Linked DNA regions of Homo sapiens: region 2 is linked to region 1. Evidence: chromatin contacts called from ENCODE Hi-C or POLR2A ChIA-PET data. All regions are on one chromosome and are shown on one strand. Each heading gives the region's core, a stretch centred on a gene start or an enhancer-like site at or near the end of the contact. The rest is flanking DNA. Distances are from core to core; before and after follow the strand shown. Region 1 overlaps KMT2E (lysine methyltransferase 2E (inactive)). Region 2 holds the start of EFCAB10 (EF-hand calcium binding domain 10).

Region 1 (6,042 bases), core at 1,670-4,169:
TGTTAATTATTATTTCTACTTTAGTCCTCTTGCCCTCCATTGTAATTCTTATAAAGTATTCCTCTACCTTCTGCTCTTCCTGTCTTCACTGACAATTCAAGACAGGGACTGAGAAACAGCCAAGTGTTCCTTTGAGCATCAGTTCTCTATCCAAAGAGAACATTAAGAGTAAGACCCAGAGCCTTGACAGATGCTTCAGCTCTAAACCAGAACCAGGAACCACATCCATCAACTGTCCAGTTCTTAAAATGAAAAGAACCACAGGTCCTGAGGCTCAGATCCATTTGTCTTTCCTCCTTTATTACACATCGATGTGAGGAAGAAAGATCAGAAACTCAAGGTCTGGATGCCACAGTCTTCTCAATATTGGAGCTTTAGTTCCAGTAATTACCAGCAGAGATTCAAGCCTCAAGATACCTACACTTTGGAAACTACTGTTTACCTGTTCCTGTATTTTTGTTGTTGTTGTTACACTCAGCAAGGGAACAAAATACTATGTCAACAAAAGTACTCTAATAATACTTCTAAGTTTCTAATTTGTTACAGCAAATTTCCATATTGCAAACATGACTCTGAGGAAACTGAGGTCCAAAGAGGTAAGGTTCTTTGTTCATGGATTACGTATCTGTATCTCACTTCTCCTAGTCTGGGACGGGCAAACACTACAATAGCACATGCAAAAGATGGTTCTACTTGTTCACTGGCACTGAAAGTTTTACAGCTGAGTTCTTTCCTTACAAAATTCCTTATTTTTGGGCTTTTAAATTACCTTTACCCCTTTTTGTCTTGTGGTTCTCTGTAAAACTGTTTTTATCAGGGCTTCTCTAAAACCCTGAATGTAGAAGAGGAGAAATTTGGAGTAACTAAAAAGATCATTTTCCCAAACTGCGCTTTACCTGATGAACCTGGTTGGAGAGGAGGGATTAATTACTATGGTTATTTCTTTTCAAAAAATTTAAAATAAAAAATTTGGGGAAAGTACATTTTTCCAGAAGAAACAAACTTGTCTTGGCAAAAATCATTGTATGTGTAAAATAAAAAACTACCCACAGGTGGGCACCCAAGGAAGATATTTTTTGTAGTATGATTATCCTGGGTGTTGTAAGGTAAATATGAATTTATGCCAACAGAGTCTGACATAGTCCAATATTTTCTTGTTTGGGATACAAGAAATATTTTCTTGTTTTGGTCAGAGATAAAACTATATGATATAAACATTCAATTAAAAAATCAAACTCCCCTGTAAACACTACAGCTAATTTATAGTCAGAGCAAAATCCTGTATTTAGAGATGGTTCATAATCTTCTAGAGTTGATCAGGATCTTAAAAAATAATGTGGTCCAATACTGCTGAAGAAACCAAAGCCCATGTGTATTAAGTGACTCATTCAAAAGCAGAGCCATAATTACTATGCAGGTTATGCAGGTTTCCTGGTTTCTGTATTACTCTTCTTTCCAATTACTGCCGCTACATAAAGCAAAACTCTTCCTACATTACTACAGCTGGGTAAGAATAAAGCTTAAGCACTAAACATTTCCTAACAGCTTTAGACCTAGCTTTATCTTAAAATACACAAATATTTTGGAACATAAACGTGCCTGATTTTCTACATTTATTTTTAATTTCTTAAAGGTCATACATCATTCAGCTTTTCTAGTCACCATTACATACAGTACATTCTTTGACACAGCCATGTATATGGTACCTATTTAAAGACAAAATTTGCCTCCCATTTTATAGCTCTAACTGAAAAATAAGTTTTATTCTTTGAGGTAGTTAGAGCTGACTCTGGAGATAGAGAAATTAGGATTCCTAATTAACCCCTGCAGACTTTCCATAGCCCCTAACACCTGTGCTATATAATCTAAACTCGATAGATTTCCCATGAAATCTATACATTGTTTTTATGACATATGTCTTAGTTTATGGTTTTCCAAGAGTAAATACCAAGCATTGTAATTTCCTATAAGCAGTCTGCTTAATAATATCCCCATCACAAAGCAAGACTCCCATCTCCACAAAAAAATTTAGGCTGGGCGCAGTGGTTTATTATGCCTGTAATCCCAGCACTTTGGGAGGCCGAGGAGGGTGGATCATGAGGTCAAGAGATCAAGACCATCCTGGCCAACATGGTGAAACCCTGTCTTTACTAAAAAAACAAAAATTAGCCAGGTGTGGCACGCGCCTGTAGTCCCAGCTACTCAGGAGGTTGAGGCAGGAGAATCACTTAAACCAGGGAGGTGGAGGTTGCAGTAAGCTGAGATTGCGCCACTGCACTCCAGCCAGGTGACAAAGCAAGACTCTGTCTCAGGAAACAAACAAAAAAATTAGTGGAACATGGTAGCATGCACCTGTAGTTCTGGCTACTCCAGACACTGAGGCAGGAGGATTGCTTGAGTCCAGGAGTTGGAGGCTGCAGTAAGCTATTGGTCATACCACTGCACTCCAGTTTGGGCAACAGAGCGAGGCCCTGTCTTTATCTAAAAAAAAAAAAAAAAATAGGAAAAGGAAAGCCAGAGCCCACCTACAAAATCACCCTATTCTTCTTTGGTCTTGAAATAGAGAAATTAAATGATTCCTTGCTCAAAAAAACTTGTTACCCTTTTATATAACAAAGATAAACTTATAAATCTAAAAAGATGGGTAAGATTATTTGTTACTAATAAAAATCATTCCAAAATAACACGTATGGCTTGTGTGGTGTCTCCATTTCCTCTATCATGTGATGATGGAATTTATACTCATGGCACTCTTTATTATTTTGATACTCGTTTGTTATTTCCTCTACCCCATTCTCTACGAAAGCTTTTCCAGAGCAGTGACCTTTCCTTCTTTGCTCATCCGATATCTCAAATGGCAAGCACTCACATTGTTTTTAAATGAGTAAGAACCATGTGTACATTATGTCAAGCACGTATCACGTTACTTAAAGACATGTAACTAACTGGAAGCATTTCAACAATTTTGGAAATCTTGAATTTATTAGAAGGCAGTTAAAGCTGATTAACCTCATTTTGTTTGAACTGAGTACCTAATAAAAATAGGTGGCTGGGCACAGTGGCTCACGCGTGTAATCCCAGCACTTTGGGAGGCAGAGGTGGGTGGATCATCACAAGGTCAGGAGTTCAAGACCAGCCTGGCCAACATGGTGAAACCCCATCTCTACTAAAGATACAAAAAATTAGCCAGGCGTGGTGGTGGGCACCTGTAATCCCAGCTACTTGGGAGGCTGAGGCAGGAGAATCACTTGAACCCGGGAGGCAGAGGTTGCGGTGAGCCAAGATTGTGCCACTGCACTCCAGGCCTGGCAACGGAGTGTGACTCCGTCTCAAAAAAAATGAAAAAAATAATAAACAGGTTCCCTTTCACTAACACCACAATGTCATTAATTACTTATCTTTAGAAATAAAATTCCCAGTCTCTACAATTAGAGAAAACAGGACCTTACAAAAAAAATCAGCATCAACGGAGGACAGAACAGGGAGTTGGATAACATCTCAAATCCTGTCACCAGATGACTTTTCTGGCAACAAACTTATCCTATTTTATTATTAAAGCATTGCATATTCTAAAGTGATTTTCTAAATGAAGTCAGTCAAGTTTTCCTAGAGACATTTAGTAACAGCATGGATTCTGCAGTGTTTTCCCACAGAGTCTGTTCCACTGAATAACACTCTGTGGGGGTCAAAGGTGTTATCCACAAGAAACTGCAAGGGTATACAAGTTTAGGAAAATCTGACAATTGTGTCAAGTTTTTAAACACATGTACACTGGTAATCTGAAAAGGAAGAATATAGTATAGTGCTCATCACAGTAAACTGGTCACGGCTCTTTTTCACAAAGCATCTCAAATTATACTTGCGTGGAATACTTGATGTGAAGGATGAAAGCCGAGAAAATTGTGGGGAATCCTGCACAATTCAGGGCAAGGCCTCCAGATCATCCATTACCTGAACTACAGGGAAGCTTCATTCAGTTCACATTCATGGGCCTGTATCTGTCTGTCTATCTTTCCTCAAGTGGTTGTTATAAACATTCAGTTAGCTCATTTATTGATGGTCTACTTTTTTGCCCACCATTTTTTATTCCCCTAGGAGCTAGGGCTACAACAATGAATAAAACTGAAAGTTTTTTCCCTCATGAAGTTTATGTTGTGGTGGTATAAAAATTCCAGACTAGACTATAATACCTGCTTGACAAGTCCAGGAATCTCTTGCCTACGTGACTTCCTTGTCATACCCTTTCACCGTTTCTCAAATGTCCGTCCTTTTAAATATGAAGACCACACTGAATCATCTTCTGTGGACTCAATTTTAAGCAATCTGATAATATAGGCCATCAAATATTACCAAGATTGTATTCCCAAAGTACATTATGAGGGTTATGAAAAATTATTTTGGAAATATTTTAAAACTACAAAGGAGACAGTTTTCATGCCATTATAAATGGGGGAGGAAGTGTCTTTTTTTTTTTTTTTTTTTTTTTTGAGCCTTTCACTGTCACCCAGGCTGGAGTGCAGTGATGCCATCTTGGCTCACTGCAGCCTCCTCTTCTGGGTTCAAGTGGTTCTCATGCCTCAGCCTCCCAAGTAGCTGGGATTATAGGCATGTGCCACCATGCCTGGCTAATTTTTGTATTTTTAGTAGAGATGGAGTTTTGCCATGTCACCCAGTCTGGTCTCGAACTCGTGGACTCAAGTGATCCACCCACCTTGGCCTCCCAAAGTGCTGGGGTTGCAGGCGTGAGCCACCAAGCCCAGCAACAAGTCTCTTTTAGTATTTAAATCTTTCAGAAGTTTGCTGCTTTTAAAATGATCACTTTAAGCTACAGGTATACCCCCCAGTATCTAATCCCCTTCCACATGTACTGTTTATATGAGAAGATTACAGCCATCTAGCCCCACCTCCACAAATATACTAGGAGGACACTCAGTAGTGCCCTGGTTTTTGGAATCTAGTGAGTATAAACAGTCTACTGTATTTCAGTCTACTGGGCTTATGGTAAGATTTTCCTAACGTACAATAACCATGCAGTTCCACATAACTTAGCCACAAATTTGCTTTTGTAAAAGCAGGTAACGACTTCTTAAGGATAAAAAAGACAAAATATCATGGATGGAAAAAGAAAATGTTCATAAAAGAAAAATCCAAAAGGCCAAAAGGGGTAGAGGTAATGGAACTGGAAATGAAAAGGCCTTCCATCTTGGCCACATAAATATTCTTTCATGAAATCTTCATCCCTGAGTATTTTGTGTGACCTATAGCCAACTTTATCTCCCTAGTAGCCCTCTCCTCCTCCAAAAACAGCCTATAATCCCAACCAAATATATTTACAGCTCTCTCCAAGATTTCCCCCTGGAAAAATACATTCCATGAAACTTTGTCATAAGCTAACCTGTATTTGGTTAAACCCTACTCAAAAGGTCCATCATAAATATAAATACAAAAATATATTAAATATACATAAATATAAACATGTATTACCTAGAGTTCATGAGACAATCTGATCTCTCTCCAGCTATAAGCTATGTATCATATTTATATTTCCTTCACTTATTGCTGAGTTGTATTTATTTTTGTGAATACTTCTAAAAGCAGAGATACTGCCTTATCTTCCATTCTCATTTAAAAAAATGAAGCCAACAACCAAAATACATAAATACCCTGGTGCACTTTTTGGAAATTCAGCATGATTTTAATCAGTGGTATATGAAATTATGTATACAGGTTAAAATTGCCAATTTTGTATTTTTCAAGCTGTACTACAAAAGGATAGGGTGAAGTACAGTAGATCCCACTTATTCACAAGGGATACATTTCAAGACCACCAAAGCATGCCTGAAACTGCAGATAGTACTGAACCCTATATATACAGTGCTGTTTTTTGCTATACATATGTAACTATAACAAAATGGAACAATTATAACCATATACTGTAATGACAGTTATGTGAATGTGATATCTCTCTCAAAATATCTTAATATTGTGAACCTCAGTGGGTAACTGAAACCTGGGAAAGCAAACTTGCAGGTAAGGAGGGAC
Region 2 (6,042 bases), core at 1,101-3,600, 480 kb before region 1:
TGCCTGACTTCCTGCAACAGACAGGAGTTCCAGACCAGCCTGGCCAAGATGGTGAAACCCCATCTCTACTAAAAAATACAAAAAAAATTAGGGTGTAGTGGTGCCTGCCTGTAATCCCAGCTACTTGGGAGGCTGAGGCAGGAGAATCTCTTGAACCTGGGAGGTGGAGGTTGCAGTGAGCCAAGGTCACGCCATTGTACTCCAGCCTGGGCGACAAGAGCGAAAATCCGTCTCTAAATAAATAAATAAATATGTCAGGTGGTCTCCATCTCATAAAACCAGCTCCAGCAAACAGGGGTTGAAGCTCAGGATCCAGGCTGCTCTGTGGCCCACAACCCAGTCGAGCCAACAGGCCAAGACCTTCCTGACTGGTGGCCAGCGCCATGCCTGCAGGCCGCTCACACCAGAGATGCCACTTAGAACTCTCCACTGGGGAGTTCGATCGGTAGCGGGAGCGGAGAGCGGACCCCGGAGAGCGGACCCCAGAGAACCCTGAGCAGCCCCGCCGCTGCCGGCCTAGTTACCGTCATACCACGGGAGGAGCCGCAGCTGCCGCAGCCGGCCCCAGTCTCCATCACCGCAACCAATGAGCAGCAAGGCCGAGACCCAGCAGCCACCCGCCGCCCCCGCCTTTCCCCCCACCGCCCCCCTCCCGTCCCCCCGCCGCCCCCGCCCTCAGCGCCGCCGACACCAAGCCCGGCACTACGGGCAGCTGCGCAGGGAGCGGTGGTCCGGGCGGCCTCACATCGGCGGCGCCTGCCAGCGTGGACAAGAAGGTCATCGCAGTGAAGGTTTTGGGAACAGTAAAATGGTTCAATGTAAGGAACGGATATGGTTTCATCAACAGGAATGACACCAAGGAAGATGTATTTGTACACCAGACTGCCATAAAGAATAACCCCAGGAAGTACCTTCGCAGTGTAGGAGATGAAGAGACTGTGGAGTTTGATGTTGTTGAAGGAGAAGAGGGTGCGGAGGCAGCAAATGTTACAGATCCTGGTGGTGTTCGAGTTCAAGGCGGTAAATATGCAGCAGATCGTAACCATTATAGACGCTATCCACGTCATAGGGGTCCTCCACGCAATTACCAGCAAAATTACCAGAACAGTGAGAGTGGGGAAAAGACCGAGGGATCGGAGAATGCTCCCGAAGGCCAGGCCCAACAATGCCGGCCCTACCGCAGGCAAAGGTTCCCACCTTACTACATGCGGAGACCCTATGGGTGTCGACCACAGTATTCCAGCCCTCCTGTGCAGGGAGAAGTGATGGAGGGTGCTGACAACCAGGGTGCAGGAGAACAAGGTAGACCAGTGAGGCAGAATATGTATCGGGGATATAGACCACGATTCCGCAGGGGCCCTCCTTGCCAAAGACAGCCTAGAGAGTACGGCAATGAAGAAGATAAAATCAAGGAGATGAGACCCAGGGTCAGCAGCCACCTCAACGTCGGTACCGCAGCAACTTCAATTACCAACGCAGATGCCCAGAAAACCCTAAATCACAAGATGGCAAAGAGACAAAATCAGCCAATCCACCAGCTGAGAATTCGTCTGCTCCCGAGGCTGAGCAGGGCGGGGCTGAGTAAATGCCGGCTTACCATCTCTACCATCATCCGGTTTAGTCATCCAACAAGAAGAAATATGAAATTCCAGCAATAAGAAATGAACAAAAGATTGGAGCTGAAGACCTTAAGTGCTTGCTTTTTGCCCGTTGACCAGATAAATAGAACTATCTGCATTATCTATGCAGCATGGGGTTTTTATTATTTTTACCTAAATATGTCTCTTTTTGGTAATAACAAACGTGTTTTTTTTAAAAAGCCTTGTTTTTCTCAATACGCCTTTAAAGGTTTTTAAATTGTTTCATATCTGGTCAAGATGAGATTTTTAAGCACTTTATTTTTAATTTGTAATAAAAGTTTACAACTTGATTTTTTCAAAAAAGTCAACAAACTGCAAGCACCTGTTAATAAAGGTCTTAAATAATAATAATAAAAAGAACTCTCCACTGGGCACCCTCAAAATTGCACAAGTTCCTTCTGTTATTAGTTCATGCTGAGTTGTGATGCCAGCACTTCAAGCCTTGTTAATCATTGGATCAACAAGTACCGAGCTAGGTGCTAGAGAGAGATGGAAAAAGGCACCTGGGCCCAGCCCTAAGCCTGGATCGCGGACAGTGACGTTGGTCCACACCTCACCTGCCCTCTCTGCCCTGCTACATGCCCCAGGCTTGCCCTGAACCGTGAGCTCTAGAAATTCCAGGTCCGGGTCGCAGCCACAGGGCAGTCAGGCGTGTCACGTGACCGCGCCGGGTAGAGGGAGACAGAGTCGCACGGCTGAGACGCCAGGCAGTCGCCTAGCAACAGCGGGACGCGGAGCGATGGAGACCAGCAGCAGGGAGCTCCAAGCCGCGGAGTATTTGGAAAAGCATCAGATCAAGGAGGTGGTTAGCTACCTCACCAGCGCCCTCCTTTTCTTTCGGCCGGGTAAGGGCCCCCATGCCCCGGTACAGCCATACCTCCATGTGGGGTTCGCTTCCCACACGAAACCCCCCTCTTACACATTCGCTTTCCACTGCCTCCCAGCCACGTGAGCCCTTCTGCTGTTGATTAACTCTGCGGCCTTCAATAAAAGTCCCTCAGGCTGCAGTACAATGGCGTGATCTCATTTCACTACAACCTCCACCTCCTGGTGGCGATTCTCAGGGGCGATTCTCCTGCCTCAGCCTCCTGAGTGGCTGAGATTACAGGCGCCCGCCACCATGCATGGCTAATTTTTGTATTTTTAGTAGCGACAGGGTTTCGTCATGTTGGTCAGGCTGGTCTCGAACTCCTGACCTCAGGTGATCTGCACGCCTCGGCGCCTCAAAGTGCTGGGATTGTAGGCGTGAGCCACCGCGCACGGCCAAAGTTTTTAATCTGGCAACTAAACAATTGATAGGGTAGGATAGAAGATGTTCTAGAGGGGATCGCTTTTCCTGACTTTTTTTACACATCTGAACCCCCTACAAAATTTGAATCGTTTTGTAATTTGGGAGTGGTGTGTCATTTAAAAGTTATATTTAGGTGAAAATGGTTTTATGTCCTCCCCAGGGTGCAGAATTGTAATTTGCCGACCTCCATATGGAGCGTCCGAAATGCCAAAATTGTCCATTTGCTTCTGTGTAAGGAAGTGGAAATACCAAACATTCCAATTTTGCCAAAAAACACCCAACCAATATCATGTATAGGAGACAGAGTTCTTGCTAGTTGTTTTAAAGTATTAAAACAAATATTAGAAAGAAAAAAAAAGGCCGGGCACGAGATGGCGCCACTGCAGCCTGGGCGACAAAGCGAGATCCTATCTCAAAAATAAAAATAAAAATAAAAAATAGGCCAGGAGCAGTGGCTCAGGCCTGTAATCCCAGTACTTTGGGAGGCCGAAGCGGGTGGATCACTTGAGTTCAGGAGTTTGAGACCAGCCTGGCCAACATGGTGAAACCTCGTGTCTGCTACAAATACAAAAAATTAGCCGGGTGTGGTAGCGCATGCCTGTAATCCCAGCTATTCGTGAAGCTCCTTGGGGGCGGTGACTCACGCCTATAATACCAACGCTCTGGGAGGCTGTGGTGGGCAGATCACTTGACTTCAGGAGTTCATAGACCAGCCTGGGCAACATGGCAAAACCCCATCTCTATTAAAAATAAAAAAACTTAGCTGCACGTGGTGGTGCGTGCCTATAATCCCAGCTACTCAAGAGGCTGATGTGGGAGGATCACGTGAACCTGGGAGGCGGAGGTTGCATTGAGCGGAGATTGCTACTCAAGCCAGGTGACAGAGTAAAACACCTTCTCAAAAAAAAAACTAAAAATAAAGACAAATGTTAATTTTCTTCATCATAACAAGGGATATATTATGTTACATTCGTTATATAAAATATTTGTCAACATTTATTTTTAAATTTCATTTTTATTGAAGTGGATGTATGGGGTTTAAAAATTGAAAAGTACTCCAAAGCTTATAATAACAGCATTCCTGTTGCTATCCCCAGCTTCTGCACAGAATAATTTCAACTCTTTTAGCAATATTCTTTGCTATTTATCTTGAGATTTCTAAATAACAGGCCTATATTGCTGCTGCTTAATGTTTTTCCCTCTAGGTTAGATACTAGCTTTATGCTGTGGAAGATGAAAATGCGCCTTTCTTAAACACACACCTCATACACCTGTTCCCACTCACACCCATCTTCCAGATAAATTTAGATCACAATTTTGATATCCTCAGTATTCAGAATTTTTAATATTGTTAGGCAAGTATCTATAATCCTTATAGTATGCTGATTATATTTCCCTTGTTGTTTTCCCTGGTTAATAATATATTTACATTTTTGGCTTAAATTTGTGTGATCATCACTAATTCATCCATACCCTCTTTTGCCACAGTACAGCTGTCCTCTCATTACATTTGCATTCATTGGGTAATTACCCCCACCACCACCACCCAAACCCCGTACCCCCAGCTGTGTGTCTTCCTGCTCCAGTCTGGACTGATAGCTACACAGTGGTTATTCACGGCTTCCCCTCACTCTGATCCTAAGACGACTCCTCGCCTTTCTAGTGTTCAGAGCCTGTTTTATGGCACAGCCAGTAATCCCTCATTCTTGCTTTACCGCTTTCTTCTGGTGGAGCATATCCTTTAGTGGCTTCCTGAGAGAGCGTGCTTTGAGGGGTAAAGATTTTGGGAACACACGTATATAAAAATGTGAGTTCCTACATTCAAAACTTTTTAATAGAGTGGAGGCTGTGCACGGAGGCTCACACCTCCCAACACTTTGAGAGGCCAAGGCGGGTGGATCACTTGAGGTCAAGAGCTAGAGACCAGCCTGGCCAACATGGTGAAACCCCATCTCTACTAAAAATACAAAAATTAGCCAGGCATGGTGGCATGTGCCTCTAGTCCCAGCTACTAGGGAGACTCTGGCAGGAGAATCACTTGAACCTGGGAAGTAGAGGTTACAGTGAGCTGAGATTTCACTGTTGCACTCCAGCCTGAGCAACAGAGTGAGACTCTGTCTCATAAAATAAAATAAGAGTGGACACAATTTTAACTTGGAACATATTGCCCTCAGAATTTTTAAGGCATTGCCCCATTGTCTTCTAATTTCTCATGTTGCTCTGAAGAATTCTGATGTCATATGTCATCAGATACTTGATCTGGCTATGAGGCAAGTTTATTCTTTCCAGAAACTTTTTAGGATTGTCTTTTTATCTTATCCCTGGTGTCCTAAATATATGCCTTGGAATGGTTTTGTTGTGGTTGCTGTTAATGTTTGTGCTCTAGGTACTTTATGGTCTTATTAAATTTGGAGATATTTTTCTTTCAGGTCTAGGAAGTATTTTTCTTATTTTCCTTACCTATATCTTTCTGGAATTATTATTGGATATTGGACATCTTGGCTTGATTTTCTAATTTACTTTACATCTTGATATGTTGTATAATTTTTATCAGAAGAATGCAATTTATGAATCTGCAGATTCTCTTGAGAATTTACCAAATTGTTATTTTGATGCTCCTCACTGACTTATACTTACATTTCCTGTCTTCATTAGTCGTTCTTTATGGGTAAGATGACTGTATGAGTTATCATCCAAACCGGGGATATTTTGAGTGAAAATAGGTACTATTAATAATTATGCCAGGACAACATGGTAAACTAGGACTGTCCCAGGCCAACTGGAACCTTTGATTATCCTGAATACGGGTATCTTAAACATGATATGAACAACAAAATTTAAAAAGACAGGCTTGGGATGGTGGCTCACGCCTATAATCCCAGCACTTTGGGAGGCCAAGGTGGGTAGATCACTTGAGGTCAGGAGTTCGAGACCAGCCTGGCCAACGTGGTGAAAAACTATCTCTACTAAAAATACAAAATTATCCAGATATGGTGGCACAGTGAAATGCTGTCTCTACTAAAAATACAAAATCAGGTGTAGTGGCACATGCTTGTAATCAGTTATTCGGGAGGCTGAGACAGGAGAATCGCTTGAACGCGGAGGCAGAGG

The links. Hi-C counts contacts between places; a loop is a spot of excess contacts on that map. ChIA-PET counts read pairs that join two places held with the same protein, here RNA polymerase II (POLR2A). Pooled maps may share reads with other maps.
Region 2: a loop to region 1 is called in a map of naive thymus-derived CD4-positive, alpha-beta T cell, with 2.3 times the contacts of the local background. The contact joins the promoter of EFCAB10 here to the enhancer-like site in region 1. A Hi-C loop is called at or near these places in 1 of 168 maps with a recorded cell type or tissue (naive thymus-derived CD4-positive, alpha-beta T cell), 1 of 37 single-sample maps with no recorded cell type and 5 of 50 pooled maps. POLR2A ChIA-PET finds 5 or more read pairs at or near these places in 1 of 52 experiments (activated CD4-positive, alpha-beta T cell).

Annotation. Positions count from the first base shown.
Region 1 is chr7:105,094,693-105,100,734 of GRCh38, reverse strand. The region is part of intron 15 of KMT2E (lysine methyltransferase 2E (inactive)); the gene reads right to left. Among named protein-coding and RNA genes, the nearest start is that of KMT2E, 84 kb to the right of the region's middle. Within about 2 kb of position 2,919, at least 2 of the 41 ENCODE cell types and tissues checked have a DNase peak (open chromatin) inside an H3K27ac peak, as active enhancers do.
Region 2 is chr7:105,577,801-105,583,842 of GRCh38, reverse strand. EFCAB10 (EF-hand calcium binding domain 10) reads left to right here and starts at 2,350. Exons shown (of 5, transcript NM_001355526.2): 1 at 2,350-2,485. The coding sequence starts at 2,380. It also overlaps the pseudogene YBX1P2. RefSeq lists enhancers at 1,935-2,445, 2,446-2,958.